Regions from separate parts of the Mus musculus genome. Here region 1 is linked to region 2. Evidence: chromatin loops called from intact Hi-C (ENCODE). Cell type or tissue: gastrocnemius. All regions are shown on one strand. Links, peaks and the distances in the headings refer to the core of each region. The heading gives the core; the rest is flanking DNA. Region 1 overlaps Satb1 (special AT-rich sequence binding protein 1). Region 2 overlaps Satb1 (special AT-rich sequence binding protein 1).

The links. A loop is a pair of places that touch in the nucleus more often than their neighbours do. Peaks named below come from ENCODE experiments on the same cell type or tissue, not always from the same donor. Only the 100,000 strongest peaks of a DNase experiment are listed, where the experiment ranks them.
Region 1: it touches region 2 in a loop (6-fold over the local background); 2 of 42 quality-filtered maps call a loop at or near these places.

The regions. Positions count from the first base shown.
Region 1 is chr17:51,801,674-51,811,470 of GRCm38, forward strand. Satb1 (special AT-rich sequence binding protein 1) reads right to left here. Exons shown (of 11, transcript NM_009122.2): 2 at 7,370-7,614; 3 at 3,524-3,700; 4 at 2,641-2,767; 5 at 1,758-1,881. The coding sequence starts at 7,580. Among named protein-coding and RNA genes, the nearest start is that of Satb1, 26 kb to the right of the region's middle. In gastrocnemius, for the core only: no CTCF peak of the experiment used is centred there; a DNase peak (open chromatin) is centred at 4,602; H3K4me3 peaks cover 1,451 bases; H3K27ac peaks cover 3,808 bases.
Region 2 is chr17:51,746,507-51,756,303 of GRCm38, forward strand. All of the region lies in intron 9 of Satb1 (special AT-rich sequence binding protein 1), which reads right to left. Among named protein-coding and RNA genes, the nearest start is that of Satb1, 81 kb to the right of the region's middle. In gastrocnemius, for the core only: no CTCF peak of the experiment used is centred there; no DNase peak of the experiment used is centred there.

The DNA of each region.
Region 1 (9,797 bases), core at 765-8,764, 55 kb after region 2:
CGATTCCCTTTTGTCATTTGGCTTACTGTGATAACTGCCTAGGCTCAACTCATTTCTCATGGTAGCATTAAGCAAATCCATAATTAATGTACAAGCTACAAGAATATGGAGTTCATTGCCTCACTGGCTGAATGTGACTACACAATAACTACTTATACAGGTCCTCTTGTCCAGCTCATTGAATAGACCTCTAGTCTTTGCCTGAGCTGACTTCCAAAATCAGTAGGACAGTAGATCACATGAAGGTACAGGGTATTGCTGCATGGGGTATTTGGAATTCTTAGTAACAACACCATGGTTCATTCTAGGTCAGCCTTCCAATTTTCAAATGCTAATAACCAGGCAACATGCTCTCTGGAGTTGTCTTCACCACATGGTCCCAGAAGTAAGTTGCTCTGCTTCACTGTGCCATCAGACTGACTTAGCTATTGTAGATTCATTCAAATTACTTTTATTTTCTGGTTATAGATTCACATCCTCTCTATTTCAACAATGAGGAAAAGATAGCTGCTGATGGGATAAATGAATTTATTTAAAAAAAAAAAGTTTTGTCTCAAGAAAATGAACATTCAATAATACAGAGTGTCTGTGTAGTCTGTGGCTTTAGCTTGATCCAGAATTGCTCCTGTCTTAGAATTGCTAACTGAGATCAAAGCAGAACTGCAGGCCTCCAATGCAGCAAGGCTGAACACATGAACTACTGGGCAACAGCAGTGTAAAGTCCAAAGGCTTCCTCTTAAGGTACCCAGGAATGCTCAGGAGCCTTGCACAAAAACATACATGGAATGAATACTTGCTCTTCAGCATCATAAAGACAAGCTAGGAAAAACTAGTCACTCCAGAAATGCTTATGCAGAGTAATGCAAGTTCAAAGGACTGGCGGACTAATATTCAAAATTACATTTTAAACTTGAATTCAAAGAAAACTTTAAACGAGCACTCCAATTTTTTTACTGTAACCTTTAATGTCCTCAGCAGAGGTGAGGGTGCCGAGGAGTGATGATGCTGTACCATACTCTATGGTGACTATCAGCTGTGTCATCAGAAAGAATGTTTGGCTTTAAACTTGGCAAAAACCTAGAGTTTCCAGTCCTTTACCAAAAACTCATTCCAGAAAATGAAATTCAACAATAATAAATCTGTCTCATTTCAAGAAGAAAAGAATAGGAGTCCATTTTTAAAAAGTGAACTAATTCTTCAAAATTGGTTGTAAACTCCTAATGGGCAATAATTATGGACCTTTTGTTCCAGGAAAGAGATTTCTTATATTTATAATTAACATACATACATAATTTACAGTTATTTTCAGCAAACACTTTCTCATTTTGTGGTACTCGAGCAAGCACCCTACAACAGTAGCATGATCTTCCGCAGCCAGCGTTCGGAAGCTCTGCACAGGAACACTGATACTAGCACCCCATAACCCAAGTGAGAAGGGCCTGCCACTGAGTCCGCCTCAGAGAGGGCTCAGAGTATTCAGAAGTAAATCTAAGGATGAGCTGGCAGAGTACACTGTCTTCTGCCAGACTGCTTTTCCTAGGTACAGTCCCTACCCCACCAAGGGAGGAAGGACACCAAAACCTCTGCTTCAGAATAAGCCAGGCAGATTTTCAAAGGTCACCAGTGGTCAATCACTTAGCATTTTTAGCAAATTCTTGCTTCAGATACCAGTTGCTTGAAACCAGGGATCCCCATCAGACCTCAAGTGGTAGCTCGCCCATGATGTCTTATTATTTATGACACGCTCTGCTGAGTACCTGTGAAAGGGGGCACTCCTTGGCCAACGAACTCTGGTTCATATCTTTCAGTAAGTCCTTCAGAGCATTCCTTACTGTGGTGTGCGACCATTGTTCAGGAGGCAAGTCTTCTAGTTTAGGGCAACTATTTGAGACAGAGATTAGAAAGGGGATTATTACAGGATTGCATCCCGCTGCAGAACATTCCTTTAAGACAGACAGATTTCATTTTGCGCATCAAACAGATGCATCTGGAGATTGCTCTCGGTCTCCTGATTGTTCCGATTAGTTAATTACTTTATACAACACATCTGCTGTATCGATGCATGAATTATACATCAGCTGCCTGTGGTGGCTATTTTTTCATGTTACTTCTACCTTCCTGCTCTGATGCACTTGGGAAGACAATTTAAGGTGTGCTGCTTTCTCACAAGCCACGGTGAAAAGCGTTAACGTATTAACTGATTTCCTCCCATGACTCTGTTCATACGAATTAAAATGACAAAAAATACATATATAAATAAATAAGATCGTGGCAAAAGCGAATAAGGCATTCTTTCACAAAATGTACACAGATGGCACTGTTCATGATATGCAAAAATATTTTTTTCTTAAGTAAACTTTATGTAAAATGCCTTCTTGTAATGCATCATTTAATTGACTAAAAGTAAAAAGTCCTATCTTTTGATAGCACGCAGGGAAAAAAAAAACATAAATTTCGGGGGGAGGAAGTAAATTTTAAAGTCATATATTGAAGTTGGAGAAAATAACAGAAGGGGTAAAGTTACCAAATTAATTTGGATTAGCATGTCTCAAACGATGAGTAAATAAAAAATGCAAGCTGGCCAAAGCAGCTTTCCGTCCACACTGTAGGGAGGGAGACTATGTCCCTGCCTGGACTCACCTGTGTAACTGAATTTTGAGGGTGACCACATGATACACATCTTGAAGCATGTCTGCCACCGTGGCATCAGGGGCATCTGTCACATACGACAGTGGAACTGGATTCCACTTCCCAACCTGGATGAGCCCTAGTCCAGATAGAGAGGGGACATGCTTAGTGCTGGCTCTCAGGTCCAGCAAAAGACTGCTGCGCTCTTGTGCACTGCCCCCACCACAGCCAATAGTGTTACTTCTGTTCGAATGCTTCTCTTTCCCTCAAAAAGGCAGGTCAATGAAGATATTCACAGCCTAGCTTTCCAAATTGTGAAATTATGTAAATGACTATAGGGTTGTTTATTATTTTGGAAATAAATACCAATCAATAAAACCCATGCATCAGGCCACATTGTCCTAACTTACAGGAAGTTCTAATAAGACATAGCTGAACCGGTTCTAAATGGCTTTATGATTTAGATAAGATTCCCTATTGCAGTGGGAATCAGCATTGAAAAATACTTTACAGCCTATAAAACCATCAGAAACAGAATAAAAGAAACAGAACTAGATATTCAGTCATAAATGCAAATTGACTCTCAACAGTCCATCTGCTCAGATAGGCTCCTCACTTCCTTGTGGGTCCTCAGTGGAGCAGATTATTAAGGTCAATAAGCATCCTAATGATTCAGCTGAAGTAATTTAAAAAAAAAAATTTACCTCGACATTCCACATGAGCAAAATGTGTGTTAACTAAACCAAACTGAATTAAGCCAATTTTTAAAGCCACAGCCTATAAGGAACCAACATAAAACACAGGCTGTAGCTCTCTGAATAAAATGTTCCCTGCTTTGTCTGAGAGGCAAACAGGAGGACCAGCAACTTCCCAGCCCCACAAATGCATCCTTTACCTTTGGCTTGGGCAGCAGAGCTGTGTGAATAGCCTAGAGACAGCAACGCCATCTCTATCAGCTGGTTGAAAAGCATATCCTTTCTCACCAATACAAATTCCGCGTGCTCCTCCTTGCAATCATACTCAATGGCGTTTTCATAATGTTCCACCACGCAGAAAACTGGTAACATGGTTCCTATCAAAGAGACAGAGGAAAATATAGAAAACCAACAATCTTCAGAAACAGTCTGGAGGGAGGAAGACCTAAGCTATGAAACTAAATCTTCACCACAGTGAGAGGAGCCACAGAGCTTCCCAGGCAGTCTGGGGGGAGACACAGGCACACAGACAAACATGCAGTCATTTACTGTTTAAAAGTTGCACAGGAAAGACTTTAACTTCCTTTACGGTGTACCTGCTCATAAGGTAACGTGGCCTCGCCATTCATTTTAATAGTGCATCTTCCAAAATCAGTGAACGCAGAATTACTTTTCTGATCGAACAGTAATGCTGACGAGAGACAGATAAGTGTCTGGTCTGATTTGCTTTAACTGCTACGCAAACAGAACCCACTGCAGTTGTCTTCGAAGAGCCCACCTTCTTCCTGCATACACACTTCTGTTAATAACAAGCTTTACCTGCTTGCGCCCAAATTATCTGACTAGACAATGATTTTTCTGCCTGGTTTTCAGCATTTCCTCTAACTGGTTCCACAAAAGAAACACAAAACGTAACCACATCGGTGCTCATAGGCACTGTTTGAATGTACAGAACAAACAAAACAGAATACTTCTATCTATGACTACCCATTTCATCTATCCAGGAAAAAGCCATTGACAGCAGCCATAAGTCTTTAACGTTAACAATTTCTGCTGCAGTTAAATATGGTAAAAATGACAGAGTGTGAAAGGAAAGCTGGCCTTCCTGCGATCCAGGAGAGGCAGGCTCTGCGTGGGGTCTGCTGCTTCTCTGTTGGCACCCAGTCCAAGAGCTCAGTGACACAGGCCACAGGACTGTTGGGAAGGAGATTTGGCCCAGAAGCCGGAGTCCACCTGCAGTGGCACTCAAGGTATTAATGCAGTACGCTGTCAGACTTCCAACAGTTCCAGAAAAGGGTTAAAAACAGATGCATCTGAGCAGTACTGTGGCACACTGCCAGGAGAGTATCATCTTTAGCATAAATGATGACAAGGGTTACTTTAACAGGGCACCCAGGATCCCCAATTAGTTCCACAGTATCCCTGCCTGCGTCGGCTCTATACTCTGGACTTGTACTGGACTGGCAGAACCCTAACTTCTGAGGGTGTCAGCTGCCCATCCCCTGCTCTGAGGATCGGCATGACATTTCCCTACTGCCTGAGAGGCCCTTTACAAATCCTCTATTTGCTGGTTTCTGCTGAACAAAAGCCGGCCATAAAACAGCTCCATCTTTCCACATGTGTGTCTTCACCTAAGCTCTGCGAAACCATTCACAGGAGACTCCAGCTCTGACAATTAAACCAACCCCTTTAGGTTTACTTAGAAAAGCTCACAAACTCGTTGGGAAGTACCAGCAGGCTAGGCATGAAACACAAGCCGCAGAGCTTGCCAATATTCTTGTCATTCATTCAGCTGTTTTATACCAGAGAGAGAACCCGTCAGGGATCAGAAGAGAACTTGGGGAGACCGCAGCAAAAATAGCAATATGCAAACTGGTGATTTCTTCCTTGGCTTGAAGGTATTTTGGCAAAATCTCTTAAACAAATAAAAACACCCAACCCCTTTTTCTTAGTGCTTTCTCAGCTTAGCCACAATTTTTATCTAGCACCTGTCAAACAGAAACCAAGCACATGAAAAATAAGATTAAAAAAAATAATAAAAAAACAAAACCTCCCAAAAGACTTCTGATTTTTTTTTTTTTTTGCTGTTTGTTTTGAGCGCAGACCCTCCTAGAATTAAAATGTATTTCTTAGATATGTAATTTTGAATGCAATGCATTTCTTAAAGCATTTGAGGAGTGAGATGACCACACTCTAGCTCTTAGCTCCTTCTCCTCACTACTGATGTCTGAGGAGTTGGGGTTTGCAAGCCAAAATCACGTATACTGCATTTTCCTCTCATGGAATCAGAGGTGTCAAATAGCTTTTCAGACCTCTGCTCTATGAAATAAGTGAAACCTTTTCAAACCACTGAAACAGCCTGGATTGACTCTGTGTTTAATTGATCGAATTTAAAGGTGCCTTATAGATAATAAAGGTGGCTGCGATACGGTAGCAACAGGATCATCTAATTACAAATCCGGTGCTAGATCGTCTTGAGAACTGTCACGGTTGCCCTCCTGTTACTAGGAGTAATGTTAAACAGGAGCCTTCGCTGGACTGCCTGATTATTCAAGCTGGTGTTTGGCCAGACTTCCAACTACTGCAACTTCATAGCCTTCCTGCATTAGACAGGGAGCACTGGTCACTGCTGCAAGCTAAAAATACCACATGATTTAAACCTGAAGGCAGTCTTAGAGGCTTTTGCTGGAGGTTCATGAGCCTGTGTAAACAGCACGGCAGCCATAAGGAGCAGGGAAGTCTGTAGAATCCTTGTCTAAAACTGTCCTGGCATTAAAGTTTGCTGTGCAAATATCACATAATACCAGAGACAGCTGAAATCTCCTATTTAGGAATTTATGGAACTTGTGTGTTTGCAGGCGTCAGAAAGTCTTTTTTTATAGAGCCTCAGCACTACACAGTACAATATTAATGCACTCTGTTTGAAAAGCCATAATAAATTATATTTTTAATGCTCTTACCCTGGCTTAAAGATGCATACATTCTTGGCAAACAATCAATAAATAGGGTAATCATGAGTAGAGGCCAAAGAATTTGCTGAAGGGCTGTTTTTCCATTTTTAATAGATAAAGATCTAACAATACGGAGTGCTGTGTCTGTTTATTTCAGGATCAATATATTCTTTGTTTTCGCCAAACCAAGGAAAAAAATAAATGATTGTATGATAAATATGATAAATGTTATGCATCAAACACAATGAAATTCCTCGGCCTCCTAACTTTCTCTGCTTAGTATTCGTGCTGAGTAAAAGATGGCATTATTATTCTTTGCTTAGCAAATGCAGAAAAAATCTGAGTCCTACATGTTATTCAATGACAAAATAAAGACCCCTGTGAGGCATACAGGGTATTCCACACAGGACCTGACTTGTAGGGACAGCAATGTCTAACACAGGCAAAGTTGTAAAAACTTCATCCATTTAATATTGGTAGAAAAATCACTTGTTTGTATTTTTCCCCTTTACAAACTTGCCTAAATCTTCCTTTCCCTTTACCAAAAATACTCAAAATTAAAAACCAGAATCAGCAAATTGTTTTTAAAAAACAAACTGTTAAATAATAACTTTGCTCTTCAGAAAAATAAAAAGCACAGTAAATTACATCAGAAATCTTTGTTCTCATGTCAGGTCCATGTCCTGAAAATCCCCTTACAGTTAGTAATCTCAGGAAAAACCTATGGTGATTCTCAGACAAGCTCAGTCTCTTACCCAGGATCAGCTCAAACAGCAGCTACCTGCACACCCATAACTGCAGCAGTGTCGCCAAATGGACCTTGTCTAGACGAAGACCATGACACTGAACTCAGACTTTTTACTCTCCAAATATACCAGGGCCTCCAGTCTTAGGAAGAGAGAGGCACCACTCAAAACCAGCACACATGCTTTCAGAACCTGACTGACACCACAGCCCACAATGCCATTTAATTTCCCATCAGAAAGACACCTAGAAAGAGAATATGCCCAGCATGTTCCAGCCCTACACCTCCACACAGGGTGGCCTTGGGCAGACATCAAGCAGCTTTGCAGGATTTGATTGGCGAGTATTTACCTTTCCTAAGGTTGGTTTTCATGAGATGGCCCGAGTGTTTTAAAGGCACTCCCTGCATCTTTCCACCTGTGCTCCCAAGCCTTCCTCTTCCTAGAGGGCTCCCGTTCTGCTCCAGGCGGGCAATCTTGGCGGGTGGACCCTTCGGATCACTCACATTGTTAGACATTTCTGAATGTTCTTTCCCCTGAGTTGCCTCGTTCAAATGATCCATACTCAGTCACTGTCTTACAGATCACCTGCCAGAACTGGAAAAGAAGACGTTATCAGTGGGTGGAGGTCTATAGTTATGCCTGCCCCATACACGTCTCATCCCTAGACATTTCCCTCCACAAACACATCTGTGCAACTATGTAATGATCTAAAAGGCTGTGCTTCTATATAAATCAACAGAAGATTATGGAATCTGTACCAATGTACATGAATTAAAAAGTGATTTCTCATCTAAAACTAGGAGGAAAATGGGCTTACTTTCAGAACAAGGGTAATCACAAGATAAAAAGAAAATAAAAAATTACACTCATGTACTCTCAGTTTTAAAATTAAAAATCCATGACAAACTGATTATAATACATTTAATAAAGGACAGAAGGATTACCAGTGAAAAGACGAAGCTCATTAGAGGCTTACATTCTAACATACATTTCAATCTATGTTATGGACGGAAACCTCAGCAGAGCCCCACACACACCCAAATGCTTTTTAGCTTGCCACTTGGCTTATGAGCTAAGACAGCAAAAAGTTTTCTACTATCTAAGTTTCAAGAGTTCTGTGCTGTTAAAGATCAAGCCCCTGGTCAAACATGTGACTGGATCATGACACCCCCTAAGCACACCCCTAATGGTGTGAAGGGCTTCTTCAAATGGCTGAGGACTTTTAGCAAGACAACTTGTCTTTTGGAGTTAACATTTTATTTAGGTGTCCACTGCTAACTGGATGCTGCCAGTAATTTAAATAGGGAAAAAACCTGAATATATGAAGCTCACAAAAAAATACTAACAGTATTAGTATTGACAAAACACAGTCTCTAGTAATAAAAAGTAATTAGTATGCAAGGGAGTTGGCATCTAATAATTTCAGAAAAATGTTAATTTTCAGTTGTATTAAATATTAGAGTTCAATTCTGAATACTGTTCATAATAAAGCAATTGGTACAATAAACTGAAGTTACTTCTAAATTATAGTTTTAAATAGGGCTATGTCATAAACTTTCATCAGCCTTGAAGTATTGGTAATATTTGGGGAAGCCACAGAGACTATGACATCACTTTTTCCAACCGGCTAGTATTTTGAAGTATCTTATATACTTTTTAAAAATAATTGCCATACGCAAACTCTTTGGATCTGGATCAGCTGAGATCCAGTTTGTATTAGCATGGCTTTCCTGTATACATTTTTCTCTTGCTAAGTCCATCCTACTTTGCCCTATATGATCAAGTCATGGGAACAGGCATGCGATCTGGGGGCTTAAGGCAACCTTAAGAATGCCAATCCAAGAATTCCAAAGTTTGAGAAATAATAATAGTTACTTATCCTTGTACTCCAGGGTGACAAGCTAACAACTGAAGGTTTACCCTTGGTCGAGGGCCCATCTGTTTTTGGTTTTGAGGTTCATTAACAATAAACGCATCTTTTTAAAACTACTTTTTATCAAGATCACTCTTTCCCATTGTATTAAGCTGCAGTCTAAAGCCAAAATCAGAGTGACGACTATGAACTTATTTAAAACATTCTTTATGTTGCATGTGGATCACAATGCAAAGCTGATTTTTCTAAAACTGGTTGCCTTGCCCTAGAGCAGAAGACAAATTTTGAAACATAGGAATTGAACAGAAAAAAAAAAAAAAATTAACCCTTGAGAGGCAACTTATGAGAAAAAAGGGGGCGGGAATTCATAACAGCATCAAAGTTAATACTACAGAACATATTAGGTAATCACGAGGCTCAGCAGCACCATGAGCTGCACAAGGAAAGGATGGACTCCAACTTAAAGTATTGACTGTCAAAGCATCACATAGGGAAAAACTGTTTTTTGAATACACATCTAAAGCATCTACTAGACACTAAGTCATCCTCTAAAAGGTTTGCATTATAAAGCAAAATTACATGCACATAAAACACTCAATTTAATACTCCTTTAAACTCTATGCCAAGGCAAAAGTTCACCAAACCTGAGGTTTGAGCTGAATCCAGCCATTGCCAACAGGCCTCCCTGGACAACAGCTGGGTCTAACTGTGGTCTCAACCAAAGCTCAGCTCAGCTCAGGAGTCTGAGTTACATCTTTTAAAAGCCATTTTAGAGCAGTGTATGGATGGCACCCAGAAAGCAGGCTACTTGTCCCAAACCCCATTTCCCTGTCCATAAAATAAGACCACAGAAGATCTTTCCTGGACAGAGCTGATGAACTCCATCTCAGTAATTATTTCCTTT
Region 2 (9,797 bases), core at 926-8,925:
GGAAAGAGAGAGAAGAATGAGACTTGGTGCTGTGCTGTAAAATGTGAACATTATTCTTTTAGGAAAGATCTCTGGGATTTGCTGAGCCGTGTACAACCAGAGACAGGCAGATCTGGAACTGCTTTCAAAATTAAATTAGATTACAACTCTTTGAATGGTAGAAAAGACGGTGGCCTAACAAGTCTTCACAATGAGACCGATCCATTCTCAGAAAAACTAAAATGGCACAAGGAACAACCTAAACTTTAAATGTGGTAAATTGCCAAGCAGCATCACACTGCATCTAATGAGGGCAAAATACAAACAGTAGCCACATGTAAATAAATTAGTACAACTTTCAGGATGTTACTACTTTTCAAACTGACAAAGTTTAATTTGACACCTTCTGTTCCAAACCCTTTGTTTCTATTCAAAATCACGCCTTGAGCTGTTGCTATCAATCACAGCAATTCCCTATTACTTAAAAAAAAAAAAAGAAAAGAAAAAAGAAAAAGGAAAAAAAAAAAACCCAACAACAACAACAACAACAAAACCTGGCATGGACCCTGTGTAAGCTGAAAATGCCATGCAGATGAATTCTGAGATAATATGTTCAACCTGTTATATACAACACGAATCCTGTAAAGTTATGTATTGTAAACCTACATTTATTGAGAACTAAAAGTCTTAAATCCATCTGCCACCAAGGAGATATTGTTACGTACTTTATAGTAACCGACAGCCATCTGCAAACGCCTTGCTATGGTAAGCAAGAAAGCAGTGCAGAGAAGATGTTAATGGGAAGACGAAGGAGGAAGCAGCATCCTTTTTTGACTGGTTTGGGTTTGGGATCTATTAAGGATGTAAGACTGGGGGAGAAATGGGAAAGAGAAAAAGCAGAGTGACTGCCAAACCCGTGTGACAACAATCCAAACAAGCGCGGCGACAACACAATGGCATTTATTATGGTCCATGAAACACTCGACTGTATGCTCATTTTAAAGGAAAAATTAGCAGTTCCAAACTCAATATTCTAATGATGTGCTTTGCTGACAGAATCTTGTTGTGCCACATTTAAATCAAAACCCTGGCACCTCCATCTCTCAGCTGCTAATTTCCACCAAACTCAATCTCTGATTTCCATACTGTTCTTTCTTAGAGTGATGAGTTCAAGTCAATTCATTGCTAACTTGCAACACAGAAGGGGTACCCAGTGATTCCGCGGCAGGGAACTAACGCCTCCTAAGAAATTAATTTGTTAATCGTTGCAAATCCTCTCATACACAGAGATGCTTGTAAGGTCTGGTCTGGGACAAAGCTGGGAGTTCTTAACACAACTAGTTTTCAAGGGGAAATTAGACTTTTGTACCTTGTGTATGGGAGGCACACTTAGTGCAATATGCATATGTATATAATACCATTATGTACATATATATTTTAAAACTAAGAGCTCTAAAGAGAGAGAAAAATGGCATGCTTTCCTGCCGCACCTAAGAAGGAAAAATACATTTAAAAAAAAATAGAATGGTAATTTGAGTTCTAAAAGGCAAAACATTTTAAAGTCTGTATCCATCCCCATCACCTTCATCTTTTATGTGTTATTTGCAGGAGTATTTTCTTCCAATCTCTGGGGCATATCGTGTAATATATGATATTAAAAGAAATCAATCTAAATAGGAAAGTATTTGATACAAACATTTTAGTGCAAAGCATGAATTACAGTTTTGCAAGTGGTGGGAACAAGAACAGAGTACGTAATCCATTAAACAGTACTTCTAACAAAAAAATTCACTATTGTAGACTAAACTACGCTAGGCATTTTGAATGAGTACATTTTCAACAACAACTAACTATAAAGCTAGCAATTTATCATTCAGGAAATAATTTCCTACTTTTAAAAGAATCTGTAAGTGTTACTTATGCAAATGAAGACAGTTTTTAATCTGCCCACAAACATGCTAATAGAGGGCAATTTTTTTTATTTACAAAGCTGCTGGCACTCAAGGGTAATTTTACATCAGTGTTCTCCTATAAGATGGGGAAATGGGTTCTAATTGTCAGAACTACCAAATCTGTCACCTTTAGCATAAAGGCTTAAGATGGAACAAAAGGTGTCACGTGGTTGCTGTGTTTTAAACCACCTCTCGAACATTATAGAAAGGCCCACTTTAACATCTTTTAGGATTTATATACACTGTACCCCAAATGTAGTATTTAAACATAGTATTTGGAAGGGGGAGGTACTCCAGATCTAAGTGTGAGTGAGGCCTGGATGCATCTCAAGCCAACTTGCCATCATCCACCCCAAACACTCCCAACACTGAACCCTGAGAAGCAAAATCCATGGCAGAGCAGCACTGAAAGCATTTTAAATTATTTACTAGGTTAAAAGGGTGAAATGATACTTTAAATACATCAGATTTCATCATCTAGGCCATTTTTTGGTGGCAAAGTGGTATTGATCTTTCTAAACGCTTAAAATTAGCTAGTTTGCAGAAGGTCATTATTTGATTAAAGGCATTAAAGTTGAGGGCATGAGGCGACACACTTTTTCTTCTTTCCCAATTCAGATCATCATATAATTTAATAAAGAGGATCCCATCGTGTCCTGTAATAAAAACACTTGTCTTAGGGTAGTGTTCTTTACCTAACATATTAACCTTAAATGCTATGAAGTTCTTTAGAAGGGGAAATTTCTGATCAAGCCGATTATTCTATGGACTAAAGAGAGATTCCAGCCATTAACATTAACGAAGACCCACGTTCTCTTCCACAGCCATAGTGAGAAGAAGTGCACTCATCTATCTCTCTTTTCCATGTATCAACATCAAATGTAGCACAGGGAGTCTAAGCAGACGCTGGAGTCACTTCCCTGCTAAGTTAACATTGGCTTATTAAAGAAAACATGGAGGATAAATTTGAACAGAGATGTACCAGGAAAAGTATTTCCACATTCAAAGGGGCAGGTTCTGTTCATCTTCTCTAAGCTGGGTTTCACTAAGAAATACAGCTTAAATATTCCTGTGCTCCGTCTGATAATTCATTTTCAAAGGTGTGGCGGCTGATACATTCGTTAAAAAGAAGGAAAAGTAGTGATGAAAATATTTTAAACGACTGCTCTTTTAAACGCTTGAGATTATTGTTTTTGAGAGTCCTGATCTCCTTCCAGACTTTCTAGTTTATTTAAGGGACATAATATCTTAGCCAAAAAATCTGTGGGTTTCTATATTGGGGTAATGATAGGCCATAAACTGACTGTCTAGAAGTTTCTCATGTGCCCCTTTGTTACTAGGAGGTTAAGCAGGTCCAGCACAGCTTCAGGAGAGCTATCATTAGCATAAAACATAGCATTTACAAATGCCTACGAAGAGCCTTCTGGAGGGTGCTGAGGCTGGGAGCGTGCTCCGTCACTGCAAGCCATCTTTACTTTTCAATTTTGCTTGCAACGTAATCAGATAATAATAATAATTTTAAAAAGTAATGTTTGCTTTGAGCTGTCTGTTTTTATTCCAGTCTCTTCCTCAACCTCTCTAGGTCACTGGCACACAAGGTGTGAGCATGGTGGTACGCATTGTTCACGTCATAGTAAGACAACTTGGCAAGAGGAAAGACAAATGGCCGCTCTGTAAGGAACTCTCCTAAATTAAAGGTATTCCCAGAAGAGAGAACTCGAGAAGGTGAAAGAGGAAGAATTAAGACAAAAAAATGAAATTCTAAACAATCCACTAAAATATCTCAAACAGCAGTTCTCAACCTCGGGGCTGTGAGCCCTTTGAGGGTCGAACATCCCTTTCACAGGGGTTGCTTAAAACGACTGGAAAACACAGATATAGTTATGAAATAGTAACAACATTAATTTCATGGTTGGGGGTCACCACAACATGAGGAACTGTATTAAAGGGTCACAGCATCAGGAAGGCTTGGGACCACTGCCCTAGAAGACAACCTTACTGGGCAGAAATACAAGATTTCTAAACAAAGCTTGGACTTTATTTTTAAAACAGCAGATTTGGAAAAATGCCTGTCATAAACCTTTGATTTTTACATATACTCCAAATTAAGAGAAGACAAAAATCTTGCTTATATGTCTGACATGTGAATGTGGACTCGGAAAAACCATCTTACCTGCCCCCAGAAACACGCACACGCACACACACACACACACACACACTCTGACAACATTTTTGATGATAGTCCGTACGTTTTAGCAGAATAATTTAGCCTCTCTTTACTATTTTGACACCTGGCCTTCAACTCTTAAATTTTCATTCTTATTTTTTATAAAGGATATCTCAAAAATGCAGAGTACCCCTGCGGTTTGTGCCATAAATTCTCATTAATTTTAGCCTCTCCTACCAGCACTAAGAACTGCCTACCACTGGCTTCTTCAAATTGGGACACGTCCTCCTTGAACTTATTCTTAGAGGCACCAAATTCTTTCAATTACTTCCAGTGGGAAACTTTTCCTCTCTTGACTTAGGGGAGAATCGGACCAGTGGTGATAACGGCTTTTATCAGTAAGGAATATCAGCACCACCACCTAGAACTAATGGGGTCCGACAAAAAGCAAATTAATGTGATTCTTAACTCAGTTTGTGGACTTGCAGGTTTGCCCTCCTGTTAAGATACTGTGATGTCATTTATAATGTTCACACCTGAAAACCCCAAATGAGTTACCCACACCCAAGATAAAAAATAAAAAAAAAAAAAAAAACAACAAAAACAAAAACAAAACCCCCAACCCCCCCCCCCCCAAAAAAAAAACAAAAAACCCCTGGAGTTTTAAATGAGTTGATGACATCTATGCTGTGCTCTAGGCAGCTATCCTTGGTCACGTGGGGCCTATGGTTGCAGACTGGGCATGTCGACGGGCTCTGAAAACTTCTAGACAGGTTAACGGACCAGGCAGATTTAGCTTTCTTGAATCTTCTTCACCACCGTGGGAAGGCTTTTGGGAATGAGGCTGCAGGATGAAAACCTCCACACCCCTCATCCACCTTTTGCCTGTCCATGCAGTCCTATGGTTCAATGTGACCTCTAGAGACCTCAACACGAGAGCAAAGCTCAGGGCCCCAGAGGCTTGCATTCAGTCCTATGCCTGGTCACACCCCTCACACTCGGTTGGACTAATTAGTATCTACGGCCCGCCCACAAAGTCTCATGCTCTGTTTTCTATTTATTTTACTCTAGAAGAAAGGCTTTTTACCCCCCTCTAAATACTACTTCTCCGTCAAGCCTCCATCAAGCACCTCAGTAGACCAATGAGGAGCACACAGTGGACAGGAAAGCATCAAAACTAATCTGAGCAAATCTCCTCTCTCAGCCCCTGTGAAGACGCCTCCTCTACAAACAACAGATAGCAATGGTATTAATCTCCCAGTGGCTGGTACAACGGAAACAGAGTACATTCAGTCTGATGCCTGATCTGAGATGACTGGATAGAGCAAAGTTAAGTAAAAGCATCTAGACACTACACTGTCCACCTGGAAAGGTACGCTATGCAAAACTATTAGTTGAAAGCAGCTGTGACAAAGGTGAACAAGGGGCAGATACCAAGCAGGACAAAGGACAGAGGACAAAAGCAATCGGGGGAGGGAGGGGAGAAAAAACTGAAGGACTTCCCTGATGAGAGTGATGCTGGTGGGGCTTTAATGAATGGGCCATATTGAAGGGGTTAAGCAGAATAATGGGGTTTTGGGGAGCCCAAAATGAATCAGCAAAGTTCTGGGGAGAAAATAAGCAATGTGGTTGCTTCGGAATAGATGAAACTTCCCAGGGCCCTTACCACATTGGCTTAAGAAAATGACTTAGCTCTGTAATCTTTTACCTTCTACATGCTATGCTTCTGAGGTCTGCTAGGAAGCTGGTGAGAAACCTTGGGCACATTTCTTAACTTCCTCAGCCCTCAAATATCTCCTTTGCAAAAGGAAGTCTAGTTTTATCACCCAATTCAATACGCCGAGAATAAAAACAGAACACGTAGGGAAGGGACTCAGTACTCAGTAACATTCCAACTATTACTGTTATATATTGTTGCTGACACTATCAAATGTGCATCATCTCATAGGGACTGGAACACATTAAGATGGCCAAAGAGCATAGCTGGGTTACCAGATTCCCCGCCCCCCCCCCCCCCACACACACACACCCAGTTACATCCGAAACAACATAGCTCAGTTTACAGCTCTACTACCAACTCTACCCAAAGGCTGGGATGCTGAAGTATAAAACAGACACTCTTTTTGAAAGGTGAAAATGCAGATGGTAAAAATGTCCGGCAATGATCCTTAAAAGACAAATAAATGCCTTTTCTGCACCAGTAACATCACTTTCCAATGTTTATTCCAAAGCTAAGACACAAAGCTACATAACATTCTTTGCAATAGTGTTGACATTCACATCATTTGTGACAGCAAAAAGTTGGAAGTAACCTAAATTCACTGATAGAAAATTGATGGCTGCTACAATATGCAAATGGACACAACACACACATATACATCTATCCACACATATGCATACAAGTACATGCCTGTGTAGATAAAGAGCCTAAATCAGGATATTAAATCAGAATATCTCTAGGTGATTGAGATTATGGATATTTTTATGTTCTTCCTTATGCTTGTATTTTCTGATTTTTCTGTAGTGACGATGTAATAAAAATATGCAGAGCAAATGGCTTTAATTAAAAATCTAATTTTTCTTGTCTGTCTCCTCCATAACCAACGTGAGTTCCTGTCAGTTCTCGGCCTCAGGAAGGCCTCTTGTATTTCTTCAACACCTACTTGCGCTCTGGGTCTTAAACCCGGATTAATTTAATCCCTGACTTTGCTTCTCTATTCCAGCCCACCCCCCAGCCCCACTGAGCTACATTTAGCCCAAATAGATGTGAACACACATAGCCCTGTGAGTAGCAAACTCTTCTCTGCACTCTTCTCAAGGGACCTGGAACTATCCCAAGGCTCACACTTTGGTGAGTGTAAAAACTTGCGAGAGGACTCGCCACAACACAGGGAAGAGCCAGTAAGCTGTGAGGTGAAGTTATAAAAATGGCCCAACCTGGGCAACGGTAAAAGACAATGCACATCCCTGTTATTCCTGGGGTCTCGCATATGGCTGCAAAGTCCAGCAGTGTCAACTCAGAGGGAAGATGCTTTATTTAAATAAAATTTGAGCTGAATTTGGCTTCCTAGGCTCACAGAGGCAGAGCATCAACAAAGGGCCCTAAGGCAGATGTGTGTAATGCTCTTTAAAAGGGAAACCTAGGAAACCTGACTTGCCCCAAACCTCAACTCAAACACATGTGGACTTACAAAGTAGATGTTTTTACTGGGTTGCTTACTAATTATTATTAAAATTTCACCGTGCTCCTTTCCTATTGAAAAGTCTGAAAAATCTTACAAAAAGCATGAAGCTAATGGACATATACCATATGTGAGAGGGAAAATTATAAAAATGAAAATTCATAATTAAATAATTAAAAAAAATGAAAGTTCATAAAATAAGCAATTTTTTAAGGTGATTTACCTGATAGGATAGCCTGTTGCCTTACACAGATAATGTGCCACTAGATTATTTTAAACAAATATTTCTACACTACATTTTCAACTGATTTATATAAACCTTTTCAGTACTGCAGACAGCTCCAGAAATGAGCTATACTTTCCATTATGCATAGTTAGAATTAGGGAATTAAAAATTTAAATCTTTCCTCTATGATGTTCTAGGAGAAAGAACAAGGAAGTTTTAAGCCAAGAGAAGGCAATCTGGAATTTATGAGTCGTGGGAGTCAGACCCCAAGAGGGACAACTGTCAGGGTCATTATAAGCCCCCAACCTATATATGACTTTGCTGATAAGGCCATCTCATGTCTCAAAACCACATAATCTCCTCCATTACGCAAACACGTTTAGCAGAAGTTTGTCTAATTTGAGAGAATCCAATCTTGTGATTCTCAAGTAGCCATGACAGAAAGCATGACTATGTCTGTATACCATGTGGGTCAGGGTGACAATGGCCACACCAGGAAGGTTAAGCCTAGGTGCAGGCTACCTCTGTTATTCTTCACCTAAGCACAGCCAAAGCAGAAATGCCCAAGGGAGAGGCTGGCAGGAGCTCTGTCTTATGGGCATCCTCTCACTGTTCCATATTGTTTAGAAATATAAAGCTTGATGAGTCTACTCCCGGGTCACTCACTCTACCTGTCTGCAGGTCATTACTGTGGCCATCTCTCAGACTGCCACTCTGCAAAGGAAGGGTACACGTGAGCACACGTACTATAGGGACTTGTTTTTCCTAACACATCTCATCCAATGAGGTAAGAGGCATCCAGGCCTCAGGTTTACATTGTTATTCAAAGTGTGGCCTAACTAGTATATCATTTTTTATCTCCAGCAAAGGCATTCGCTCATGAAGTACAGTACTCACTGTGGGTATCTATGCTAGAGACACGTTTGTTGGTACAGTTTTAGGGTTTGTTTTGGATGTTACTAACTTACTACAGGCCTCCTCTTACTATGCTTTGAAGTGACAAGCCCTTGAAAAATCAGCACACCAGAAAGCAATAAACAAATTGGAAGAAAATGTTTCCCAGGTAAATTAAAAAATTCTTAGGCTAATATGTTAAACATGTAATTGTTCCCTCTACACAATTTATCATTGATCTCATCTCTTTGGTGCCACAGACCCTTCTGGCAGTCTGGGTAAAGCCCATGGATGCCTCTTCAGAGGAAGGATTTTATATGTTTGAAATAAATACATAAAATTACAAAGAAAACCAATTACACTGATATACATAATCGGTTTATAGATAACTCAAGACATGGGGGTGGGAATGGACCAGACTAAACCAATCTATTAAAAATTTCTGATATATTAAAAGGTGTGTGTGTGTGTGTGTGTGTGTGTGTGTGTGTGTGTGTGTGTGCATGCACACATGCAGGCATATGTTTAAATTAACACACCAAACTCCAATTTAAAGCAGTAGATTTCTAGTGATGATCAAGAAAAACAATATTTCAAGAGTTCTATCATGACATGATATGCTATAAAGATGTTTTTTTGCTGATGATCAATTTGTATTACAAATGTTGCTGGGATTTGTTGCTGGTATGAATGGCTGAATGAAACACCACCTTCCATTCAGAAGTCACACAAAATAAATCAGGGGTGTCGTTGTCCCCTTGGGAAGAGTGGAACACAGTATAAGAACCCCTGAACAGGATGTGCCCCCAACCTTAAATGTGCATCTACATACATATCTCAAATACACACTCACATGCTTCATATTATTTTTATAATTAATCTAGATAGGACCCAGCAAACTGAAAACCTTCTCTCTGTGCATTTGTGAAATAATTTCCTTCCTTAACCCCAAAGGAACATGTTTCTTAGAGGTAGGGCAGAGTTAAACAGTTAGTTACTCCTAGCAGGATGGTTATAGCCCACAGTGTCTCAGCTTCCAACCAGAGGCCTTTCAGAGGTGTACCTTTGAATATGTTTGTGTGTGTGTGTGTGTTGGGGATAGTCGCATTGATAAAATGGTTCCCACAACATCAGACCCTTAGGTCATCGAATGGGAAAGAGAATTTTTATTAGATTTATATAATTCAGTTCTATTGAAGCTCACTCCTAAGATACTGCTATGTCTTAAGCAACGTCAATGGACAGTTACATTAATGCATACATAGCACACTGGTTTCCTGTTTGTTTCCACACACAAAGAATGAGTTTGCAAATTGCAAATGGGGCACTAGCATTCTAATCTGGCTAGTTTCATCCCTTAATCTATCTAAAGGTGAGGCTAGGATGAGAGCATCCTT